Regions from separate parts of the Homo sapiens genome. Here region 1 is linked to region 2. Evidence: read pairs that join two places in POLR2A ChIA-PET (ENCODE). Cell type or tissue: A673. All regions are shown on one strand. Each heading gives the region's core, and the rest is flanking DNA. Links, peaks and the distances in the headings are about the cores only. Region 1 overlaps NPLOC4 (NPL4 homolog, ubiquitin recognition factor). Region 2 holds the start of BAHCC1 (BAH domain and coiled-coil containing 1).

Evidence for each region. Peaks named below come from ENCODE experiments on the same cell type or tissue, not always from the same donor. Only the 100,000 strongest peaks of a DNase experiment are listed, where the experiment ranks them.
Region 1: POLR2A ChIA-PET joins it to region 2 with 10 read pairs; 11 of 35 experiments call an interaction of 5 or more read pairs at or near these places.

The regions. Positions count from the first base shown.
Region 1 is chr17:81,559,643-81,567,238 of GRCh38, forward strand. NPLOC4 (NPL4 homolog, ubiquitin recognition factor) reads right to left here. Exons shown (of 17, transcript NM_017921.4): 16 at 5,863-5,965. Among named protein-coding and RNA genes, the nearest start is that of FAAP100, 11 kb to the left of the region's middle. RefSeq lists enhancers at 1-70, 1,347-1,446. In A673, for the core only: no CTCF peak of the experiment used is centred there; a DNase peak (open chromatin) is centred at 1,239; H3K27ac peaks cover 1,700 bases.
Region 2 is chr17:81,394,970-81,410,469 of GRCh38, forward strand. BAHCC1 (BAH domain and coiled-coil containing 1) reads left to right here and starts at 488. Exons shown (of 28, transcript NM_001377448.1): 1 at 488-666; 2 at 4,565-4,948. The coding sequence starts at 4,771. It overlaps MIR4740 (microRNA 4740), which reads right to left and starts at 5,809; the gene lies at 5,747-5,809. RefSeq lists enhancers at 1,226-1,834, 1,835-2,443, 6,823-7,002, 7,302-7,827, 10,619-11,173 and a silencer at 14,140-14,434. In A673, for the core only: CTCF peaks have their summits at 7,146 (motif pointing right) and 8,443 (motif pointing left); DNase peaks (open chromatin) are centred at 5,362, 5,672, 7,112, 8,402 and 5 weaker places; H3K4me3 peaks cover 4,252 bases; H3K27ac peaks cover 5,000 bases.

The sequences.
Region 1 (7,596 bases), core at 1,099-6,098, 160 kb after region 2:
TGCTGGTTCCTTTTTGTTGCAGAGGGTGCTTCTCCTTGTGAATAACGTAACTCCCCGGGGGATGTGCATTTGGGTTGTTTCCAGCTTTTTTTTTTTTTTTTTTTTTCTGAGGTAGGGTCTTGCTCTGTCACCCAGGCTGGAGTGCAGTGGCACGATCTCGGCTCACTGCAACCTCCACCTCCCGGGTTCAAGCGGTTTTCCTGCCTCAGCCTCCCAAGTAGCTGGGATTACAGGCATGAACCACAATGCCTGGCTAATTTTATCTATTTTTTGGTAGAACTAGGGTTTCACCATGTTGGCCAGGCTGGTCTCGAACTCCTGACCTCAGGTGATCCACCCACCTTGGCCTCCCAAAGTGCTGGGATTATAGGTATGAGCCACCATGCCCAGCCTCCAGTTTTGAGCTAATATGAACAAAGTTGCCAGGATCATTCTTCTACAATTTCTTTGTGGACCTGTGTTTTTATTTCTCTTGGATAAAAACAAAGAGTGAGGCTGGGTGCAGTGGGTCACGCCTGTAATCCCAGCACTTTGGGAGGCCGAGGCGGGTGGATCACTTGAAGTCAGGAGTTTGAGACCAGCCTGGCCAACATGGCGAAACCCGGTCTCTACTAAAAATAATTAGCCAGGCGTGGTGGTAGACACCTGCCGTTCCGGCTACTCAGGAGGCTGAGGAAGGAGAATCCCATGAACCCGGGAGGGGAAGCCTGCAGTGAGCCGAGACCCTGCCTCTTCACTCCAGCCTGGGCGACACAGCGAGACTCCATCTCAAAAACAAACAACAGGCCGGGCGCGGTGGCTCATGCCTGTAATCCCAGCACTTTGGGAGGCTGAGGTGGGCAGATCACAAATTCAAGAGATGGAGACCATCCTGGCTAACATGGTGAAACCCCGTCTCTACTAAAAATGCAAAAATTACCTGGGGGTGGTGGTGCGCACCTGTAATCCCAGCTACTAGGAAGGCTGAGGAAGGAGAATGGCGTGAACCTGGGAGGCGGAGGTTGCAGTGAACCGAGGTTGCAGTAAGCCGAGATCTCAAAACAAACAAACAAACAAACAACAACAACAAAAAACCTACCTAGGAATGAATCTGCCGGCCCACAGGGTAATGAATTGTGTGCTGAACTTTCTAAGACCCTGAGACACAGTTCTCGCGAGGGTGGCACGGTTTTGCCTCCCACTCGCAAGGTACGAGAGTCCCAGCTGCTTCACATCTTCACTCACACTTGACATTGTCGCGTTTTTTTCATTTCAGCCACACTGATGAATGTGTAACGGCTTCTCATGTTTTAATTTGCATTTCCCTGATGACTAATGATAGTGACTGTTCCTGCATCTCCTTTTTTTTGTTGTTGCCGAGGCTGGAGTGCAATGGCGCAATCTCGGCTCGCTGCAACCTCTGCCTCCTGGGTTCAAGCGATTCTCCTACCTCAGCCTCCCAAGTAGCTAGGATTACAGGCACGTGCCACCACACCTGGCTAATTTTTTTTATTTTTAGTAGAGATGGGTTTTCACCATGTTGGCCTGGCTGTCTCGAACTCCTGACCTCAAATGATCCACCGCCTCGGCCTCCCAAAGTGCTGGGATTACAGGCGTGAGCTACCATGCCCGACCTGCATTTCCTTTTGTGAAACGTTTCACCCTCCGCCCAGCTTCTTCTTCTGCTTTCTGTTTGATTAACAACAGGCAGAGTTATTTTTAAGTTTCAGATAGAAGTCATGTTGTGTGTATGTACTGCTAATACTGCGTCCCCCATTGGTGCCTTTTCATGTTTCTAACAGTGCCCTGTGATGAGCACAAGTGTTTTGTTTAGATAAATTTATTTATCAATTTACCTATTTTTATGCCAGTGTTTTTCTGTGTTCTACCCCAAGGTCCTGCATCCTGCCTAAAAGAATCTTTGCGTACCCCAAGGCCCTGAAGAGATTCAACTTAATAACTGTTTTACAGTTTTTATTTTTTTAAGACAGGGTATTGCTCTGTCATTCAGGCTGGAGTGGTATAATCATGGCTCACTGTGACCTCGACCTCCTGACTCATGGGATCCTCCCATTTCAGCCTCCCCAGAAGCTGGGATTATAGGCGTGGACCACTCACCATGCCCAGCTAATTCTTTTTTTTTTAATATTGTTTTTTTGTACAGACGGGGCTTCACTATGCTGTGTGGGCTGGTCTCACACTTCTGGGCTACAGTGTCCTCCAGCTTTGGCCTCCTAGAGTGTTAGGATTATAGCTATGAGACATCATGCCCAGCCTGCTTCATAGTTTTACCTTTTACCATTAGGCCTATGACCCATCCTGAGCTGATCTTTGTGTCTTGTGTATACACGTCTGTAATCCCAGCACTTTGGGAGACCGAGGCAGGTGGATCACCTGAGGTCAGGAGTTCCAGACCAGCCTGACCAACATGGTGAAACCCCATCTCTACTAAAAATATAAAAATTAGCCAGGCGTGGGTGCACGCCTGTAGTCCCAGCTACTCGGGAGGCTGAGGCAGGAGTATCACTTGAACCCAGGACGTGGAGGTTGCAGTAAGTGGAGATCATGAGATTGCACTGCAGCCTGGGTGACAGGGTGAGATTCCGTCTCAAAACAAAACAAAACAACCCATGAGGGCCGGGCGCGGTGGCTCACACCTATAATCCCAGCACTTTGGGAAGCCGAGGTGGGTGGATCACTTGAGGTCAGGAGTTTGAGACCAGCCTGGCCAACATGGAGAAACCCTGTCTCTACTAAAACTAAAAAAATTAGCTGGGTGTGGTGGCAGCCACCTGTAATTCCAGCTACTTAGGAGGCAGAGGCTGGACAATGGCTTGAACCCGGGAGGTGGAGGCTGCAGTGAGCTGAGATCACACTACTGCACTCCAGCCTGGGCAACAGAACAAGACTTTGTCTCAAAACAAACAAACAAAAAACCCATGAAAAAATGCCCAACATCACTAATCATCAGAGATGCAAATTAAAACCACAGTGAGATACCAGTCAGAACTTACACCAGTCAGAACTGCCTATTATTAAAGAGTTGGCTGGACATGGTGGCTTACCACTGCAATCTCAGCACTGAGGCGGGAGGATCGCTTGGGCCCAAGAGTTCAAGACCAGCCTGGGCAACATAGTGAGACCTCATCTCTACAACAAATTTAAAAAATCAGCCAGGGATGGTGGCACATGCTTGTAGTCCCAGCTGCTCAGGAGGCTGAGGCGGGAGGATTGTTTGAGCCTGGGGAGGTCAAGGTGAGACTGACCTCAAATGCCACTGCACTTCAGCCTGGGTGACAGAGTGAGAACCTGTCTCAAAAAAAAAAGGAGGGGGGAAAAAAAAAAGGTCAGGTGCAGTGGCTCACAGCTGTAATCTCAGCACTTTGGGAACCAAGGCAGGAAGATCACTTGAGCCTAGGAGTTTGAGACCAGCCTGGGCAACATGGCAAGACCACATCTTTTTTTTTTTTTTGAGACAGAGTCTTGCTCTGTCGCCCAGGCTGGAGTACAGTGGCACGATCTCAGCTCACTACAACCTACGCTTCCTGGGTCAAGTGATTCTCCTGCCTCAGCCTCCTGAGTAGCTGGGATTACAGGCGCTCGCCACCATGCCCAGCTAATTTTTGTAGTTTTAACAGAAATGGGGTTTCACCATGTTGGCCAGGATGGTCTCAATCCCTTGACGTTGTGATCCACCTGCCTCAGCCTCCCAAAGTGCTGGGATTACAGGTGTGAGCCAGCCACCGGGCCCGGCCAACCCTATCTCTTAAAGAAAAAAAAAAAACACCAACCAAAAACATTAGTTGGGTGTAGTGGCTCATGTTTATACTCCTAGGTACTCCGAAAGCTGATGCAGGAGGATCGCTTGAGCTCAGGAATTGAAGGCTGTAGTGAGCTATGATCACTCCACTGCACTCCAGCCTAGGCAACAGAGTGAAACCCTGTCTCTAAAAGGGAAACAAAAAAGAAAAAAAAAAAAAAGACTGGTGTCATTGTTAGAACTGCATCAAAGGGCTGGGTGCAGTGGCTCCCAGGTATAATCTCAGGACTTTGTGAGGCTGAGGTGCAAGGAATGCTTGAGGCCAAAGTTTGAGACCAGTCTGGGCAACACAGTGAGACCTCATTGATACAAAAATATTAAAAAATTTTGCAGCCATAAAAAGGAATGAAATCATGTCCTTTGCAGCAACATGGATGCAGTTGAAGGCCATTATTCTAAGCAAACTAATGCAGGAACAGCAAACCAAATACTACATGTTTTCATTTATAAGTGGGAGCTAAACATGGGTACTCACGTACATAAAGATGGCAACGCCAGGTGTGGTGGTACACATCTGTAATCCCAGCTACTCGGGAGGCTGAGGGAGGGGAATTGCTTCAACCCAGGAGGCAGAGTTTGCAGTGAGCTAAGATTGCGCCACTGCACTCCAGCCTGGGAGACAGGGTGAGGCTCCAGCTCAAAACACACACACACACACACACACACACACACACACAAAGAGCAGGGCGGGCTGAAAAACTATTAGGTACTATGTGTAGTACCTGGGTGATGTGATCAATCATACCCCAACCTCAGCATCAGGCAATATACCCAGGTGACAAACCTGCACATGTACCCTGTGAATCTAAAATAAGTTAAAATTATTTTTAAAAAACAAACAAATAAAAAGCAACAACAAAGCCCCAAGAATTAGCTGGGTGTGGTGTTGCAAGCCTGTGGTCCCAGTTACTCAGCAGGCTGAAGCAGAAAGATCACTTGAGCCTGGAGTTTGAGGCTGCAGTGAGTTACGATTGTGCAACTGCACTCCAGCCTCGGCAATAGAGTGAGACCCTGTCTCTACAAAAATAAAAATAATAAACAAAGAATTGTGTGAAAAGAAAACCTCGGCTGGGCGTGGTGGCTCACACCTGTAATCCCAACACTCTGGGAGGCAGAGGCAAGCAGATCACAAGGTCAGGAGTTCGAGACCAGCCTGGCTAACATGGTGAAACCCTGGCTCTACTAAGAATACAAAAATTATCCAGGCATGGTGGCACATGCCTGTAGTCCCAGCTACTCAGGAGGCTGAGGCAGGAGAATCGTTTGAACCCAGGAGGTGGAGGTTGCAGTGAGGCAAGATCACGCCACCACACTCCAGCCTGGGTGACAAGAGCCAAACTCCGTCTCAAAAAAAAAAAAAAAAACAGGAAATGGTATAAAGGTGTTTGATGTGTCTTTTGAAGGCTGTGTTAACAGAAGGATTCTAGCATTTGTCCAGGGCCGTAGCTCCCGGGCACTCTGGTGCTCTCAGCTGCAGGGACTCAGGGCACTCGGGCTGCACGAGGCACCACGGTGCGTGAGGAGTCCCTGCAGCAATGCTGACAGAAGGTTCTCACGAGTGGGGAATCGTTCAGGACCTGGTGACTGAGGGTCCGGAAGACACGCAATGCCTGCGGTCCGTTCCGTAGTGTCCACCAGCAACAACATGGATGCTGCAGGCTTCTCCTCCTTACAGCTTTAAGCACTAAAGGGAAATTCTCAAGGAGACCAAAAGGTCCCACGCTTCCGGCGCTTCCATAAAGTTTCTGATTCTCTTAAGACAATGATGTTCAAAGTGCTCCTAGGATGCCTGGAGATTAGTATCTCTGATGTACAGGTTTATAAAATTTACAGGGCTGTGTACCTAAGACGTACGGCCTGGACAACATGTCTGCTCCATCACCGGAGCCTGCCACGTGCCTGGCAGGGAGGCCGAGTCTCTACTCGTTGCATTGCCGATGGCACCTGCCAGGATGCAGCTGGGTGCGGAATCCAGGGCACCACCGGCAGTGGGGAGCTGTGCAGAGTGGGCTGCTCTCCGGCCCCAGCCACGGGGTGCCGGGGCAGGGGGTGGGGGTACTCACTGCACAGCTGCTCGATGGTGGCCCACTGCTCAGACCTCTTCCATGTCTGGGCGAGCTCCTCATTTCTGGTCCGCACGGCCTCCAGCAGCAAGCTGATGCTGTCCTACAAGAAGCCAAAAGGAAGGTTCCTCTTCGCTGTGCCTAAGGTGAGCAGCTTCCTGCTAGAACAGGTTTCTTTCTCCCCAACATCAAGACGTATTTCTGAGGACATTTTAAAAATCTTACAGGCTATCACTATAAAATGCAAACTGCCACAACTTACATCTATAAACGCAAGTGCTAAATTGAACTAGAATTTAAATTCTTCCCAAATAGGCCCAAGCGGGCATCTGTGCCTCTGCCTTGTGCTGACGGTGCTCAACAGCCCGGAGGATAGGAGCTCATGCCTCTCGTCCTGGAGGCTGGGATGGAGGGCGGAAGTCTTGACTGTGAGACGTGTCCTCCTCCCTCACATTTCATCCCTCTGCCTCTTTCTCCTCTCGTGTCTGGAAAAATGCACTCTCTATCCTAGCCTTCCGAGTCAAACTGCAGGGGATTAATGCATTAAGGATGGGCGCAGTGGCTCACGCCTGTAATCCCAACACTTTCAGAGGCAGAGGCAGACAGATCACGAGGTCAGGAGTTTGAGACCAGCCTGGCAAACGTGGCGAAACCCCGTCTCTACTAAAAATACAACAATTAGACAGGCGTGGTTGCGGGCACCTGTAATCCCAGCTACTCGGGAGGCTGAGGCGGGAGAATCGCTTGAACCCAGAAGGCGGAGGTTGCAGTAAGCCAAGATTGCGCCAATGCACTCCGGTCTGGGCAACAGAGCGAGACTCCGTCTTAAAAAAAAATAATTCATATATGAGAAACGGATAAAGCCTTCAGGAGCTCTCAGTACCTCCAGAGAATGTCTTCCAACAGATGACTGCAAAAATAGTGCAGTATACTAGCAAGGTGGCTCTGGTGTAGAGGGAGCCTCACCTTTCACCACCTGTCCAGACAGATGGGCAGCAGCTGAACCTCGGAGCAGGAGGTGCAGTTCCCTGGGCTGACTAGGGAAGGCACAGGCAGGGAAGAGGCACAGGGTGCCTGATGTCAAATACCCGAGTGAGTGGTTTTGAGACAAAATACAGACACAAAATAAACTAGCAGGATACAAGAACAGCTATAGGCTTCCTGACAGAGAAAGGCCGGGGGAGGAGGAGCCTCTCTATTCTGTCTCCTTCAGGGAAAAGTTCTGAGTCAGTGGCGGAGCAGCTCAGAAAGAATTTGCTCCTTTCTCTTTGGCATTTCCTGTTGGCTTGAACAGTGAAGAAAAAGCCAAAGTCGGACCCCTACACACGGCAAGAACCTCCTGGGGGCTGCTGCCCACTGGCCCCCACTACCCAGAGCAGCCACTTCTGCAAAGCACTCGCCCTCTTCTCCCCCAACGGTGTCTCTTAAAAATGCCAACTGTGCAGCTGTGAGCTTGGGGTCTGGAAGCTGGCCAAGCCTTCTGGGCCAAGGCAATAAAACCAGAGTTGATTTAGGAGGAGGGGAGATATGAGTAAAAAGCAGAGGCTGTGACTCTGAAACTGTTAGAACAGGAATTTTTTAAACTGTCTAACTCTAATGCTGGAGGCAGAGCTAAATCACCTCTGCTTCCCATTCGATTGTAACAGATGAAACCGTACTTCCTCACAGAGGTGCAGACACTCAATGGAAATGCTAAAGGTGAAAAAATTAATCTTTCTATCAACAAGCTTCTTG
Region 2 (15,500 bases), core at 5,181-10,180:
GCCTACCTGCCACCTGCCAGACAGATTCCAGGGAGAAAAAGCAGCTACTTTTAAGGGGTGGTGGTGTTTCTTCCCTTGGCCTTCTGTGCGGCAGAAGCCAAACGTTAGACCTGCTGGATTAAACATATATGTGTGTGTGTGTGTCTGTGTCTGTGTCTACGCCTCCCCCTCCGCCGGGACACGCGCACTCGCTCGCTCCAGCTCCCTCTCCCGCCCTGCGCCACCACATTCCCATTCAGCAGCAATGATCTGCGCAGAGGAGCTGCGCAGTCGCCGGGCTTGAATTAGGCGCCATCGGGCTTGGTAGTAGCCCCGCTGCTTCCTGATTGGCAGTTCCCTGGCCCGGCGCCAGCCTATTGGGAGGCCTGTTTACGCCGAATGAGTGGCACGAGCTCCCGGCCGTGGAGGGCTGCGCGGCCAATCAGCGCGCTGGCTGTTCCGGGCTGAGTGGCACGAGCTTATTAGTATGCAGGGCCCGTGGCTCGCCGCGCCAGGCTGCAGGTTTGAGAGCCGCTCTGGATGGGCTCGCTAGAGTCGTTGTTGTGGAAGCGGTGCATTTACAGTGCAACAGTCAGCACATTGAAAATACCAATAGGAATACAAAACAAAGTCACATTTACTGATTTAATTGTATTGCATTCAGTTGTATCCAGGAAACAGCCTCCAGTAAGTAACTGAAATTGCTTTCATTTTTTTTTTGTTTTTGTATTTTTATTATTATTTTATTTTTTATTCTGGCTTTGGGGTTTTACATTTTTTTTAGCAAAAGAAATTCAGGATTGTGATGTTAAGAAGTATATATCTTCCCTTTTAACAAAATCCGTTAAAATGTTGAGGCTTTTTTTTTTCTTAAAAAATATGGACTATGAGCGATTTTTTTTTCTCTGAAAAATCTTATCGATCGGTTTAAAATTACCCCCGTAATGCATCCTTGCTTTGCTCTGAGCGCTTGTTGTCTCGATCGACACCCAGCATTAAAAACAAATACTCGAAGACAGGACAGGGACCGCCAGGCTGCGTCTGGCGCGAGCCGCGCGGGTGGCACCGGGCGGACAGTAGGCGAAGTCCGGGCGCCGCCAGCGTGCGCCCAGTTCTGGGTGACCCACGAACGAACCCCAACATTCGCTCCCCTACCCTGCTCCCCTCCCCGGAACAGTCCTGGGTTGGCCCTGCCCGGTCGGTCCGCGGCGAGGGGAACTGGCCGGGTCGTGGTACCCACGGCCGCTGCCCTGAGGGGCCTTCCGGGCCGAAGCTAGGGGCCGGGGAGGGGAATGGTCATGGCGAGTTTTTCGGGTCTTCGTTCCCAATTCAGAATTTTTTTTTTCCGGAGAAGTGGGGGTGGAGGAGGGGGACCGAGCAAGGCCGGCGCAGCGGGGCGTTTTCACCGCGCGCGTTCGGGACGGCGCGCGGGGCTCGGGTCACGGCCCGTGTGGCGGGGTCCGCGGGCTGGTTTTCTTCGGGCGCGGGGGTCAGGCGCGACCCCAGTTCTCATGACTCTCCCAGGGAGCGGGTGCGGCTGTTTCGCAGGGAGCGGGTTCTGCGGCGACGGCCGAGCCACTCGCGCCCCAAGGCGCGCCTGGTCCCAGCCCGGCCTGCAGGCCCCACCGCGCCCGCGCTCCCGGAGACGACGCCGGAGGGAGGCAGACGGGCCAGAGTCCTGGTCTCCGGCAGGCGGGCGAGGAGAGAGCGGGTTTTTAGATGCAAAAGCAGGAAACAAAGCAAACTTGTAGAAGCTCCAGATCCTGGAGCGCGCCAGCCACGCCTGGGGCCGCGGCAAGAGGGACCGGCGGCTCCAGGGTCACGCCCTGCCTTCCCGGGAGGGAGCCCTGTGCTCCTAGGTTCAGTTCCTTCCGAAATGCCCTCGTCAGCGATTCTCCGCCCGCCCGGGGCCCTCTGCCCGCCGCCACTTTTCGCTCCATTTCCTCCCTTACCTCAGCCCGACCTGGCGCTGCGGCGCCGTCCTCGCGGTCCTCCGGCGCGGCCTCTCCTGGAGCTGGGCTGGGAGTGGGCCCCGGGCCTCGGCACTCGGCGGGTGGCGGCGTCGCCGCTGCGGGACTGTGGGACTCCCAGCTCGGGCCGTGTGGCCGCCCTTCCTCGCCCCACTTCCTGGCCGCCTCAGGCTCCCCAGGCCCCCGAAGCCCGGCGCGGGCAGACGCGGAGGCGCGGCGCGGCCTCTCCCCGGGAGGAGAGAACACAAAGAAAAGCTCTCTCCAATCCGGTCAGAGCCGTGGCGGCGCAGGCAGGCGACAGTAATCCACCTCCTGTTTGCTTAAAAAGTCGAGCAGGCTGGTGAGAAAGGAACAATCGGGCCTGCGATCCGCCCGCAGGGGGTGGGAGATTAAAATTGTTGCTTCGTAGCCGAGCCCGCGTCCCGAGAATCGCCGGCAGCTCGCGCTTTCTCAACTTTGAAATTTCTTATTGGAGAGAAAAAAAAAAAAAAAAACAACCACAAAACAAAAGCACAGCACACACGACTCCCTGGAGGCCGCCAGGAAGCCTGGCACCCCCGCGTGCGCAGCCCCCGGCCCCTCTCCGGCCTTCGGCGCCTTTGAAGCTGCAGGTTTCTGACCTCCCTCCCTTTCCTTCTTTCCCTTTGTCCCGCCCGGCGCCCTCCGGGGCTCGGGAGGCGCCGGCCGGGGCTGGGGGCCCCCACGTCCCTAGTCCAGCCCGGGCAGCCCCTCCCCTGACCCCTGCGCTCGCAGCCCCCTCGCCAGAGCACTCTCCGGGCCCTGGCGGCCGGGCGCTCGCTTTGCAGGCCGGGATCGGGGCTTGGGAGCCGAGCTATTTGTTAGACCCGGGGAGAGAGCTGGCGATCCCCAGAGGGAAGGGAGCCCCAAACGCCTTTGTATGTAGTTGCCAGACAAAGAGAACTCTTTGTGTAGACCCATTTATTTACAATGCAAAAGCTCTCCGAATAAATATTAAAAAAGCTTATCAGCTGAGCAAATATGTATTCACTTAATACATTATGTTTTCGGTTATAGATTAAATCAAACACAAAATAGTCTGCAAATAAGACGTTTTAGAACCCGGACCATAAAATATCGCAATTTAAAAAGGTATTCAGTAGATGGAAAACATCTTAATCGCTTTGTTGTCATGGTGGAATGGCTACAAAAACACAAGGTTTTCCGCAAAGTTCCTAATTAGGAATATCAAGCCTATCCATCTCCCTTTTGTTGGAGGTGATAAACATTAAAACAATACGTATTTAGAAGATGAGGAGTAATATGTGAAGTGCGTCCAGGGAGCGCCTTCGGAGGGACGCCTGGGAGCACGGTGGTGCACGCAGCTTCTATCACTGGCTCCGACCCTCCGCACCCAGAGTCTAAAATTGTCCCCAATTTCGCCTGAGTGGATGCTCCGCGTTGGGTGGGGGTGGAAGAAAATGGAGGTGAGGGTTATTTTAGGTGGCCGAGGTCCGGGCAGGGTCTGCTGGCAGAAGGTTGTGCTGGGCCGGGCCCACCTTCCCCGGCTAGAGGGCCGAGCTGGGCGCCGCAGACCCCGCGTACCCAGGCCGCCCGGTACTGCCCGGAGCGGAGACCGGCCTCTGCTCGCGGTCCCCGGCAGGCGCTGAAGGAAGAAATCCCAGGGCCGATTTGGGCCGTTGAGAGAGAGCATTCTGACTCTGAAAGCACCCCCCCCACACACACCCCCAAGCCCCCAATCCGCAGAGGAAGATCCTGGGCGAATTTGATTGGGGGGCGGGGTGATTGTTACAGCCTCAACAGGAAGCTCCCGGCTCCGGGACAGCAGGCCGGGCACTGCGGCGTGGCGGCCCAGGTGATGCCGGTGGCGGTTGCGGGCCTCCGGGGCTCTGAGGAGCCGGCCTGGGGTCCTAGCGCGATGCTGGGGACAGGAGCTGGTCCCGCTGGGGCTGGGGAGGGGGGACCACGGTGGATTCAGAAGAATGGGCCGAAAGATGCATGAGGGGGATGGGAGTGGGGAGAAAAGGAAGGTTATTAAAAAAAAAAAAAACTCTTGAGTTACAATCAATAAAATTACTCGCTTAATTAGCATGGTTATTCGGTTAAGCGGAATGCAGTAAAAGCTGGACCTCGGCATGAGGTGGGGAGAGGGGGAGAGCTAGTGTGGACCCCAGGCCTTTTCCTCCGAGACACCTTTGGGCAGCGGGGGAGGGGAGAGGGTGTGCGTGTGAGTGTGTGTGTGTGTGTGTGTGTGTGCGAGTGTGCGTGATGGCTTCGCAGATTTGGGTTTTTATCACCCAGCAGAGCCAGCAGCCTCTTCGCCGCGGCGCCCTAGCTGCAGGGACCCGCGGGGACGAGAACGGGAGGCGGCGAGCAGTGCGGCTGGGTTCCCCCGGCTGCCCCGGGCCAAGCGTGGCCGGGACGGTGCGTGCGCGCGCGGGGCCCCGGGTGCTGGGCTGCGCGCGCGTGCGGCGGGGAGACACCGAGCGCCCCGGCCCCGCCACCCGGCCTGGCCGCCGCTCGCTCGGGCCGGCGGGGGTGGGGGGTGGGGGGAGTGGGTGAGCGGGCGGGGCGGGGACCCCCGGGCGAGCCGAGCCCCCCAGTCACCCGTGTCTCCTCTGCTTTTGCCTCCACAGACCATGGACCCGCACAGCGGCCGCTGGCTCGGTGCGCGGCCGCCCGCCGAGAAGCCCAGTCCTCCCGCGTGCTGACCGGCCCCGCCGCCACCACCGCCTGTGACCCCGGACGCCGCCGCCTCTGCGCCGCCCGCGCGCCGAGCCGCCCCCGGGCCCCGGCCGCGCTGCTCCGAGGAAGCGGCGGCGGACCGGGGCCGGGGCCCGGCATGGATGGCCGCGACTTTGCGCCGCCGCCGCATCTGCTGTCGGAGCGCGGGAGCCTGGGCCACCGCAGCGCCGCTGCCGCCGCGCGTCTCGCCCCGGCTGGGCCCGCCGCGCAGCCCCCCGCACACTTCCAGCCGGGAAAGTACTTCCCGTCGCCGTTGCCCATGGCTTCGCACACAGGTCAGTGCTCGGCCGGGGCGGGCGCGGGACGGGAGCGTTCGAGAGCGGAACAGGGCGCCCACCCCTCCGCTCCCGGGAGCAGAGAAGCTTTGGTTTCATTTCCCGGCCCCGGCCGCGGTGGCTGCCTGGGCGCTGAGCGGGGCCGCGCGTCCCGCCAGCCCCCCAAGCTGCGTCGCCGCGGCTTAGAGAGGCCCTTCCCTGGCCACCCTCCCCCGGGGGTCTCGGAGGGGCAGCCCCGGAGCCGGCTGAAATTAAAGCCTTTCCGCGCCTCGCCACCCTCCCCCGCCCCCTCCTGCAGATCTAAATTCCACGGAAACCTCTTTTCTGCATTCTGCATTCACCTCCCTAAGACGTTCCGGGGCTGGGACAACGAGGCGCTTTCTGCGGAAACAAAACGGCTGTTGTGGCGGGGGGAGGGGACCAGGGTACGCCGCGGCCTCGCGGATTAGAGTGGTGTGTGCGCCGGGCGAGCGTTAATAGGGACTGCTGGTGTAAGACGAGCAAATCCTGTTTCTATATAAAGCCTTAAAGTGTCAGGGCGAGAATGGGTTTGCAGGGATGCATTTGCCTTAACGAGTGCCTCTGGTATCCCGCTAAAGCCGGACAAAGCGTGGCCAGAGTGCGGCCCAGCCTCTCAGCCTGCGGCCCGGGGAGGAGGGCAGCGCGGGCGCGGGCTGGGGGTGGCGCGGGGCGGCGCTCAGGATTTCGGTGCAGGCGAGAGTGCGGCGGATTTGCTCCAAGAGGAGAGCGAGGCGGATTTGCTCCAAGAGGAGAGCGTGGGGCGCCGTGCTGGGCCTCGCAGGGACGGATCCTCTCGGGCGGTCCCCTCTGACTCCCTGCCCGAGAGGATCAGTCCTTGGCAGAGCGGGCCCAGGCCTCCAGGGCAGCCCTCTTCCCGGTGGCTTTGATATGAGTGTCGAGGGAGGTCAGGGTAGGGGCAGCTACCACGCCTGAAGCCCTAGAGGTCACCAGGCGGCGCGGGTAGATTCGGGGGAAGCGCGCAGGGCTGCGCTAGGGACCCGCCGGGTCACCCTGGTACATGGGTGGCTTTTGTTTACAGTTTGTTCTAAACATCAGAAATGTTTGTCGCTTTTAAAAACAAAATTGGCAGTAACAGTTATTATTGGTAGCTTGATGAACTGTGAATACTAATAAAATTATATCTGCTTTAATGGGATTACAATTAGTGTGTGGATTAAAACGGATGGCAGAGACGGGGCTAGAAAGGAAAACGTCGGAAAAAGGGAGGGCACTCAAAGAAAAACGTACATTTTCTAGAAAAAAACAAACTTGAAATTGCTTAATTGCTAACGGGCTTCCAGCATTTGCAGCGCCAGGAGATTGGAATGGGGGAGCCGCCCAGTGGAGGGGTCTCCCCAGCACTTCCCGGGTTGGCCCACACCCGCTTCCCTCCCTGCCTGGGCCTTTGGCGAGGCTGCCCTTTTCTCTCTGTTGCCCTTCCTTCTTTTTCTCCCTTTCTTTTTTCTCCTCTAGATTTGTAACTGGAAAGAGAAGGAGAAAAAGCACTTGCCTGAGCGATGGGTGATTTAAAAATATCTCTTCTGCTGTCCCTGTGGTTATCAAGCTTGTCTTCCTGCCCCTGCATGGGAGCTGCTGCCCACCCGGCTCAGGTGCACGGGGCGCTGAGGCTGGGGCCGCCCTGGCAGAAGGGACAGCTCGCCAGCCTCCCCACCAGCCCCTCTTCTGGCTGAAGGCTGGTGGCCCCCACTGGGGGTAGGGGGATTGTGTGCACCCCACCTCCACTGTACCGTGCCCTCCAGCCTGGCAAGTAACAGCACGACAGAGACAGGGGCCCCTGACACTGAGGCTTGCATGTTGGTGCACAGGCAGGCTGGGGCTGTCCCCTCCGGGAGGCAAGGCCAAATTCCCCATCAGGTCAGGTCAGCACTCTCCCTGACCCCATGCCCCAGCTCACATCCTGGCCAGGTCCAGGCCAGCTGCATTCTCCCCCTTCTGCCCTTACTTCCAGGTCTAGGCAGCACCCGGGTAGGTGGGCGCCTGGTCGGGTGGCCTAGCCCTTTGTCTTGCTCATTCTAAGTTTGGCCACGTGGTTCTTGGCGTGTAGGCCCCGGAGGGCTGTGAGAAACGGCTCTGGGCTCTGGCCTGGCCTGTGTCCTCCCTGCTTCTTCTTGATCCCAGGTCCTCCCAGCCTCCCCAAGCGCAGGGTGCTCTAGAGGGCGCTGGAGGCCCCTCGGGGCTGCCTCTTTCAGGGTCTGAAGGGTCATGTGTCCCCGTCCCTGGAGGCCCCATTTCCTCCCCCCTGCGGACCGAAGAGAACGCTTGTGCTCGGAGATGTTCAACCCATTTGTGATGGGCAACTTGGTCATGCAGACATCCAGCTAGAAGCATCTGTAGCTGAAAGAAAGCCTTTTGAAATTGTTAAGAGCCAGAATATTGTATTGGTTTTTAAAATTTAGCTGCATGTATTTTTTTAAAAAAAGAATTATACCCCAGATCACTTTGCTTTGGTCTGTGTCTATATATGATCTAGTTTAGAGAGAAAAAAGCATAATTACGTTAAACAATTTTTTTGCGTCTTGTGTGCGGACTTCCACATGGCTGGTTTGGCTGCCTTGCTTCCCATTTTCCTGGATGGCTTCAGTCCGCAGGCCACAGCTGCAGCCAGCCCGCCCCTCCCTCTGCTGACTGCCCCTTGGAAAGGAAAATTGACCCGGATTCTTCCCGCCTGTCTGGGAGTAGAATCCAACCATCGGGGATGGAGGCCCTGGCCTCCATGAGGCTGCCTCTTTTTGCTGGGCTGCTCTTCCTGTGCCTGTCTGGCCTGGCACTGCCACCCCGGCTGGACTGAGGCTGTTCCTGCTGGCTGCCGGGGCTGCCTTTCCCCAACCCCACCCAACACTTTCAGAATGTCAGTCTGAGGGGCCCTGATGGGTGGGGACATGGGGCTCCCAGGCTTCTTCCATTGTTTTTCTAAAAATGAAAGTGCTGGGAGCTTTAGACTCGGGCCGCAGGTTTTATGGTAAAGTGCTGTTCCAGTAACCTTGTCACCAAAAGGTGCAATTAAAATGTTTGGAATCATTATTTTTAGTTCAGTGTTAGATTTTGTCTCTAATACAGATGGTCCGGAGGCAAAGCTGTGAAATCTAGGGGGGAGAAAAGAGAAATCAACAAGAACCAACCCAAGATTTTTCATCAGTGCTACTGCCTGGAGCCACTGGGGCTGGCGCCTCTGCTGGGAGTGTGTGTGTGATCCGAGGCAGCCCCGGCCTGGGGAGAGGCCCACATAGACAGCCCCCCGTCCTGGCTTCTGGCTGGGCCCGCTCCTGTCCTGGTCTGTACGCCTCCCCTCTCCAGGGGCCAGGGCTCCACCAAGGCACTATTTCTCATCTTGGTTTCAATAATCTGCTCAGATTCCCCTCCCGCCCCTTCTCTTGTCTTCTTTGGGGTGTAAATTGCTGAAGCCTGGGAAACCAGGTGCTCTGAGCCTGGGGTTATTGTGGGAGAAAGGCGAAGGCTCCTTCTGGTGGGAGAACTGCAAACTACTTCTTTCCTGCTGAAAAAGTGCTTCCTACCGCCAATCTCAAAAAAAAAAAAAGAAAAAGAAAATACCAAAAAACACAACCAAAAAATACCCCCAACTTGGCAGAGGAAAAAAAAAGATAATTTCCTAGTGTGAAAAGACCCCATCACAGGCTCCTCTCCCTCATCATGTGATATTTTTTTGTAAAGAAAAAAATACATTTTCTTAAATACCTCATTAACTCCATGACACGATGGAGTGTTTCTGCAACAGTTAGCAACATTAAGTAGGTGTGAAAAGAGTTACTTTCCGAAGACGTCACCCGTCCCGCTCCATAAGTGACAGAGTTAGACATCAAAGTTGCCGCGAGCCCAAAGGAGCTACGGGAATCCGGGAATGTGGGGCCGCGTGGACCGGCGGCGGTGGCCCGCCACGCCCGCCCCGCCGAAGCCCTGTTTGGAATGTGGGTTTCCCCCAGTGGGGCTCGTGCTGCCACCACGTCTGATTATCCCGGTACGGAGCCGCCGCGCTTTCTGTAGGAATATCCAGGTCACGTGAGTAATAAGGCAAATTAGTGAGCCAGGCAGAGAACGGCGTTGTGCAAATAGCACATCTCCCCTGGAAAACGCGCGTCCCCCCAAACGTTCCCCGGTTATTCTTAGAAATCTTCTCTCATCTCCCTGTGAGACAGGGTTCAACAGCCCCCACAGACAGGACAAAATGCATAGGAGGCTGTTAGAATAACATGGATGAGGCTAAAAATACCCCTCAGAAACACACATAAAAAAGCCAAATCCAACAACAGAACGAGCTAAAAATATTCCAGGCTTTGGCAAAGAGCACAGAGTTAAATAAATTATACAAGAGCCATTCATGGGAGCAAGTTGACTTTCTCTCTTACGGGAACTTGGTTCAAGCTAATAAAAATAATAATTTACTAGCCACTGAGCTTTGCATGAGTTTAAATTTAATTGGTGGGGCTTCTGGCGTTTGTCACTTCTTGGCGATTAGTGGTCTTGCCCTGGCCTGGGCCAGAGTGGGGAGGGGATGCCGAGGCTGGGGCTCCTGGCAGCAGGGTCATTGTCCCCTGAGAAGCAGGGCCTGGGTGCAAGGGCAGATTACCCAGGAGGCTGGAGGAGGATGGAGACTATTGGGGGTTCCATCCAGGAAGGCAGAAAAAGAACTGGCAAGGCACGGCTATTTTAATTTGATAAATGATTGTACACCTTTAAGAGTGTTTTAACAATCAGGATACACTCCAGCAAGTTGATAGGATGTTCGCTGTCAACTTACATATGTCATCAGAGCTGGCTGTGAGCATAAATAATGTGCGAGCGCTTGGGACAGCTGCAGTCTCTCCTGGAGGCTGAGGCGTGGCAGGTAGCACCTCTGTCCCCTGGCGGGCACCTTTGTTCTCCTTCTCTCTGTGTGTCTGGAGGCAGGGACCGGAGAACAGTCGTGGGGAATCACTGAATGCTGCTTTCATCCTGGGTGGTTTGGTTGGGGTGCCTCCTCTCTGCGGACTTTTTAGGTCTCCCCACGAAAATAAGAGTCCCCAGAACTACTTGACCAGAAAAGCCACTGTGGATATGATCTGAAGCTAGAATAGTAGCATCGTCTGGTGTGTTTTGTTTTTGTTTTTGTTTTGTTTTTGTTTTTTGAGACAGTCTGGCTCTGTCTGCCAGGCTGGAGTGCAGTGGCACAATCTTGGCTCACTGCCTCACTGCAACCTCTGCCTCCCTGGTTCAAGCCATTGTCGTGCCTCAGTCTCCCAAGTAGCTGGGATTACAGGCATGTACCACCACGCCCTAATTTTTTGTATTTTTAGTAGAGACGGGGTTTCACCATGTTTCCCATGCTGGTCTTGAGCTCCTGAGCTCAAGCAATCTGCCCACCTTGGCCTCCCAAAGTGCTAGGATTACAGGTGTGAGCCACCGTGCCCGGCCTCTGGTGTCTTTTGAGGCAGCAGATGTTTATATATAGCCACTTCCCAGGAGTTTTAAACATCCACCCTGGGGTTGGAGTAAGGGTAACTCCCTTTACTCCCTCCTCTTCCTTGGCTGTTTCTTAACTCAATCTGCCTCCCCCGCCCCCAATCCTGGCAGGGCCTTCTAACTCCCAAAGGACTATATTTCCCAGAATACCCTGATCTAGCTCCAGGGTCTGAGCCCGAGACTGTCCATGTCCCTGGGCTGGGAATTCCCAAGCACAGATAGAGTTCAGCCAGTGCCGCTGGGAATAAATACTTTCCTGGTGGAAGAAAGCCTTGCTCCATCGTGCCCCCCTGCCCTTCCTTCTGGAAGAGGCTTCTGGGCCCCCCGGTCTGGCTTCCTCCCTACCATAAATACCTGAATATAGGCCCATAACAAATGGGACCTGTCCTCTGTCCTCTGCCCTCTGGATCCTGTGAGGCAGCTACTGTGATTGTCCTGGCCAACGCCCCACCGGAGAGTCTCCCCCAACCCCCTGAGCTCAGTACATGGCATATGCCCTCTTTTGGAGTGGTCTTCTCAGAGGGGCCTGGTTGCCCATCAGCTGCTGTGGAAGCGATACAGGGACTCCTCCTGGGTAGCAGCAGGGCCAGCCTCTGCCTAGGGAGTCCCTCGAGAAAATACCGCCCAGCCTTTGGGGTGCCCCCTTGCCCTCCTGACACCCTCAAACAACAGAAGCTGCCTGCCTTCTTAATGGGTTCATCCTGAATGAGAGGTTTCCAAAAAGAAGCCCTCCCTCAAGACAGGCACTGCCTTGTTCCCCTGAGGAGGGAGGCAGGCTCGTCCTGGCCTGTCCAGGGGAGGGTCCGAAACCCTTGGCTCCTGGACAGCCTCCTTGAGGGGAGATGGCCTCCCCTTGTGTCCCCCACCTCGCAGACGTGCTGTGAATGGGCTTGGACTCAGAGCACGCCCCTGTCTGTTGGGTAGGTGGGTTACTTGCTCTGCATTCCCCCTCCCAGCCCCCGCTCCCCGCCCACCTGGGAACGGCTTCCCTGGGGTTCCCCGGTCCCCATTAACCTCTGGGACCTCATTTCCCCTCACCGAAGACACAGTGTAACAAGCAAAAAAAACATCAGAGCCAGCGTGCAGTGTCTGGAAAATCACCCGCAGCCCAGGCCCTTCTGCAAAGGATGGGGCCTGGAAGGGCCTCGGGCGTGGGACCGCACTCCGCTCGGGCTCCGCCCGCTGACGTTTTTATGGGATAATATACCGTTTCGCTCACGCAGGCCTATTTGTCAGTGGGCTGCCCCTGTTTGTTGTAATCTATAATATTACTGCCTCCCGTGGCCCCAGAGCAGCTGCCGCGGGAGAATCCAGGGATGGTGGGCGCTAGGTGTGCGCTGAGGGGATGTGGTGGCAGGCGCTGGGGGCAGGCGGCGCCCAGGTCCTGGTTATGAGGTCGGCGCGGGGTTTGCAGCGAGCCTCGGGTCTGGTGGGGAGGCGTCCAGCGCCCAAGCTGGGAGCCAGCCGGGCTGGCATGCTGCAGCTGTCCACACGATTAGGTTCCCGATCGGATCAGCCAGGAAGTGGGTTTTTTTCATTCTGACCTGCTGTGGCGAGGAAGGGAGGGACAAACAGGTGGGCTGGGTTCCTGCCTTCCCTTCTCTCCCCTAGGATCCCCCAAGAAAAAGTCCAGTGTCTTGAGATGCGGGGACTCTGAGGCTGGCCGGAAGTGCTGCCCCTCTCCGGGGTCTGTGGGAGACCCACTGTCACTTGCAACTGTGAGGAACGGCAGAGCAGCCCCTTGCCCCAGCTCAGTGCAGGGACATGGTTTTCCAGTGGAAATTTCCAGAAATGGGGGATGGGTGTGCTTCCAATAGGGTCCTCTGAGCAGCAGGCTGGGCTCCCTGAAGCGGAGGGTGACATTGGGGGGCAGTGCCTTCTTGGGGTACCCCACCAAAAAAGAGAAGCCTTAGCCATATTAAGTAAGAAAGAAACCAGCCTGCTGGCGTCTTCAAGGGAAGTCGGGTCTCAGTGCGACTCCCTCTCTCTCCGGTCCTTGGAGCACAGTTGAAGCTTTGCTTTCTTCCCCTGAGACTTCTGCAACCAGGGGCGCCTCCTGTTCTTAACACATGGCATGGGTGAGAGTGAGCAGATCCAGGGAAGAAGAGATGGGGGATGCCCAGACCGGAGACCCAAGAGACCTGAGCCCAGGATGGGGGTGCCATGGTGGGTGGGAGAAGGGGCTGCGCTGTGGGGCAGGTCCCCTCTCAGGCATGAACAGACATTGCCGCCTGGCAGGGGTTTCCTGGCTCTGTGGACGTAGAGCTGTGGCCCCCTCTTGGGTGAGGCCCACTCTGCAGACCCCAGTAAGGATATCCCAGCGGGGTCTAGCCACAGGTTCACTGACCAAGCTCACAGCTGCTCACACTCACAGATGTGGCAACATACACCTGCTCCTGTGTGCTCACACCATGAGGCAGGTGTTCACCTGCACACACACACTCACACTGTTCACAACTGGCCCACAAGGAGTCCCACTCCAGTGGCCCCTGGGAAAGCCAGGTTGCTTAGTGACTGGCACGGGCACCTGTCTGCCCCCTACGTCCTCCCCAACTGCTCCATCCTCCGTCTCCTGGCTCCTGGTTCCTGGCCACCTGCAGGAGGGAGCAGAGCCCCAGATCCACATGACCCTCTGTGGCTCAGCCTCCCTTCAGCGCCTTCCCCGGCCCCCTTCCTCCTGCTGCCCCTGTGTGGCTGTGGACCGTGTCCTCGGGCTCCAGCTGAACTTGGCCTTGCCCTTTCCTGAGCTCTTGCTCGGCAGGAGGAGGACATTCCCGTCAAGATCAATTCCAGTGCGTGGCGAATGCCTCGGGGCCAGGTCTGGTCCCGGGCCTGCCCTGAGGCTGTCTGGTTGTCCTGGAAGCCGCTGCCTGCATGGGGCACTGCTTCCTGTCCTGTGTGGCCACCTCCACCCCAGGCCTCTGCGCCTGGGGTCCTAGAGGTTCCTAGATGCTCGGCTACCCCAGGCCCCACCTGCCTCCCACCCCCCAGGCTCCCACCCTGCACCCCCACCTCTCAGCTGCCCTCAGTACCGTCTCTGCCCACCGTGCCCTGCCCCTCCTGGGGCCTACCCCTGCCTGGCCCTTTACTTGGGCAGCTTCTACAATCCCCAGTGCCTGCCCCTGCCACCCTGGAGTTCTGATCCCGGCGTCACATCCTCTCAGAGCCCCCGTGTGACTCTGCCTAAGTGGAGAGGGGTCCCCGACTGCTCCATGCCCACCTCTCCTTTCCTCCATGCCCCACACCAGCTGAGCTGTTCTTGGCCTGCAGCCCTTCTTGTCCCCTTCTATGACCTCCCAGCCCTGACCACCCACCTGGGTCTGTCCCACAGAGCCTGGCAGCAGCCCCTGCCCAGCCCCCCTGGCTGGCTTGTTTGGGGCCAGTGCCTTTCCCCTGATATCAGCCACCTTTCCTGGGAGACTGCAGGCTCCTGAGTCTGGGGGTGGAAATGTCCTTCTGTCCCTTCCTATCCCCAGAGCTGGGCTGAGCCACACTGGCCTCCGTCTCCTGCCCCAGTGCATAAGTGCCCATCCACGCTCAGGTGACGCGCACAGGCACGCGTGTGTGGGTGTGAAGAGCTCTGCTTTTCCCCTAGGATTTCACCCCCACACCGGAAAAGATGAACGATTAACTCTGGGAAAACTAAGTTAGGAGGTGGCAGTGGTGAGAGACCCAGCCAGGGTCTCTGGTCTCTTTATTAAAAATCAAGGTGTTCCCCCCACACTGGACCATGGCGTGGGGCCACAGGCTGCGTGGGCACCTGCCTGGGGGACATGGCAGCATCCCCTGGCCTTCGTGTAGCATCTTCAGTTGTCATGGCGGCTCCTGAGGCTGTGTGCGCTACACCTTAAAGGGTGTCAGAGCCCAGGGGATTGGCAGATGGCGCTGTCCTCTCCTGATTAGCGCCACACGAGGTGGTGGGAGACAGAAGTGGGGGTGGGGCTCCTGTCCCCCGAAGGCTGGAGCTGCGCCGGCTGAGTGGCCTGGGGAAGGGGGGAAGTGCGTGTGAATGGAGGGAGGCAGCCCACAGCTGTGAAGGAGGGTTCTGGAGGGCCAGGAGCGGGCTCAGGGTGGGGGCCAGTTCCTTTTCACCTCGTGGCCCTGGCTGGGGCTGTGAGGCGACTCCCTGATTGTCCACGCGGGGTCGCGGGGGTGCAGCTAGGATTGGGAGCAAGAGCCAGTGGCTTCATCTGGGTCATAGAGCACTAGTGGGTGAGGAGGGACACCTGGGGAGGGCTGCCTCTCCCCGCCCAAGGGCCTGCTCCCCTTGCCACTGACCAGAGGGAAATCGGGCCCAGGGAGAAGGCCGGGTGTGAATCAGCTGCCTCACCCTCTGCGACGTCTCCATCCACAGGCCGGCCCTGCAAGCACCTCCCCAGCAGGCTGGGCTGTGCCAGCGAGGGGGAGACCATGGCCCTGGGACTCATGTCACCAGGCAACAGCGCTGCCTCAGGCCCTTCACATTGTGGGTTTTGCCTTCCAGTCTTCAGGCCCGGGAGAGCACCTGGCCTCAGCGCCTGCCCGAGCTGAGGGGAGCGTGTGTAATGGGGCCCTGCCAAGCCACCTTGGCTGCAGCTGCCCCGGCCTAAGGTGGGGATCGGTGGCCCCTGCTCTTCCCTCCCTGAGTCTAGGCCTCCTACCTCTAAAATGGGCAGTTGCCCTGCCCTGCTGGAGGGTTGAGTGGGACTGGGGGATGCAGTTGTGGCCCCGGTGCCCTCCCAGGAGCACTGTGGCCGTCCGTGTCACCTGTGGGGGTCCTAGGAGCCTGCACGAGCTGCCGGAGGCACATGGCCTGTGCACGCCCCTTCCCTGGCGGAGACTCAGAGGCCTGGGGAGGAGGCGGCTGTACCTGGGACCCTTGGTGGGGCCTCCCCCCTGGGCAGCAGGCAGCGAGACTCCTGAGGGCCCACCTCATGCCTCAGGCCCAGGCCCTCTCCTCTGTGTCCATCGAGGGATTCTGTGGCCTTGAGGCCTTAGTCTGGCCGTAGAACTAGGAAACCTGGGCCCTTGGCTCCTGTGCCCTGGCACGGGGGTCCAGCTGCCCCACTTACCCCTA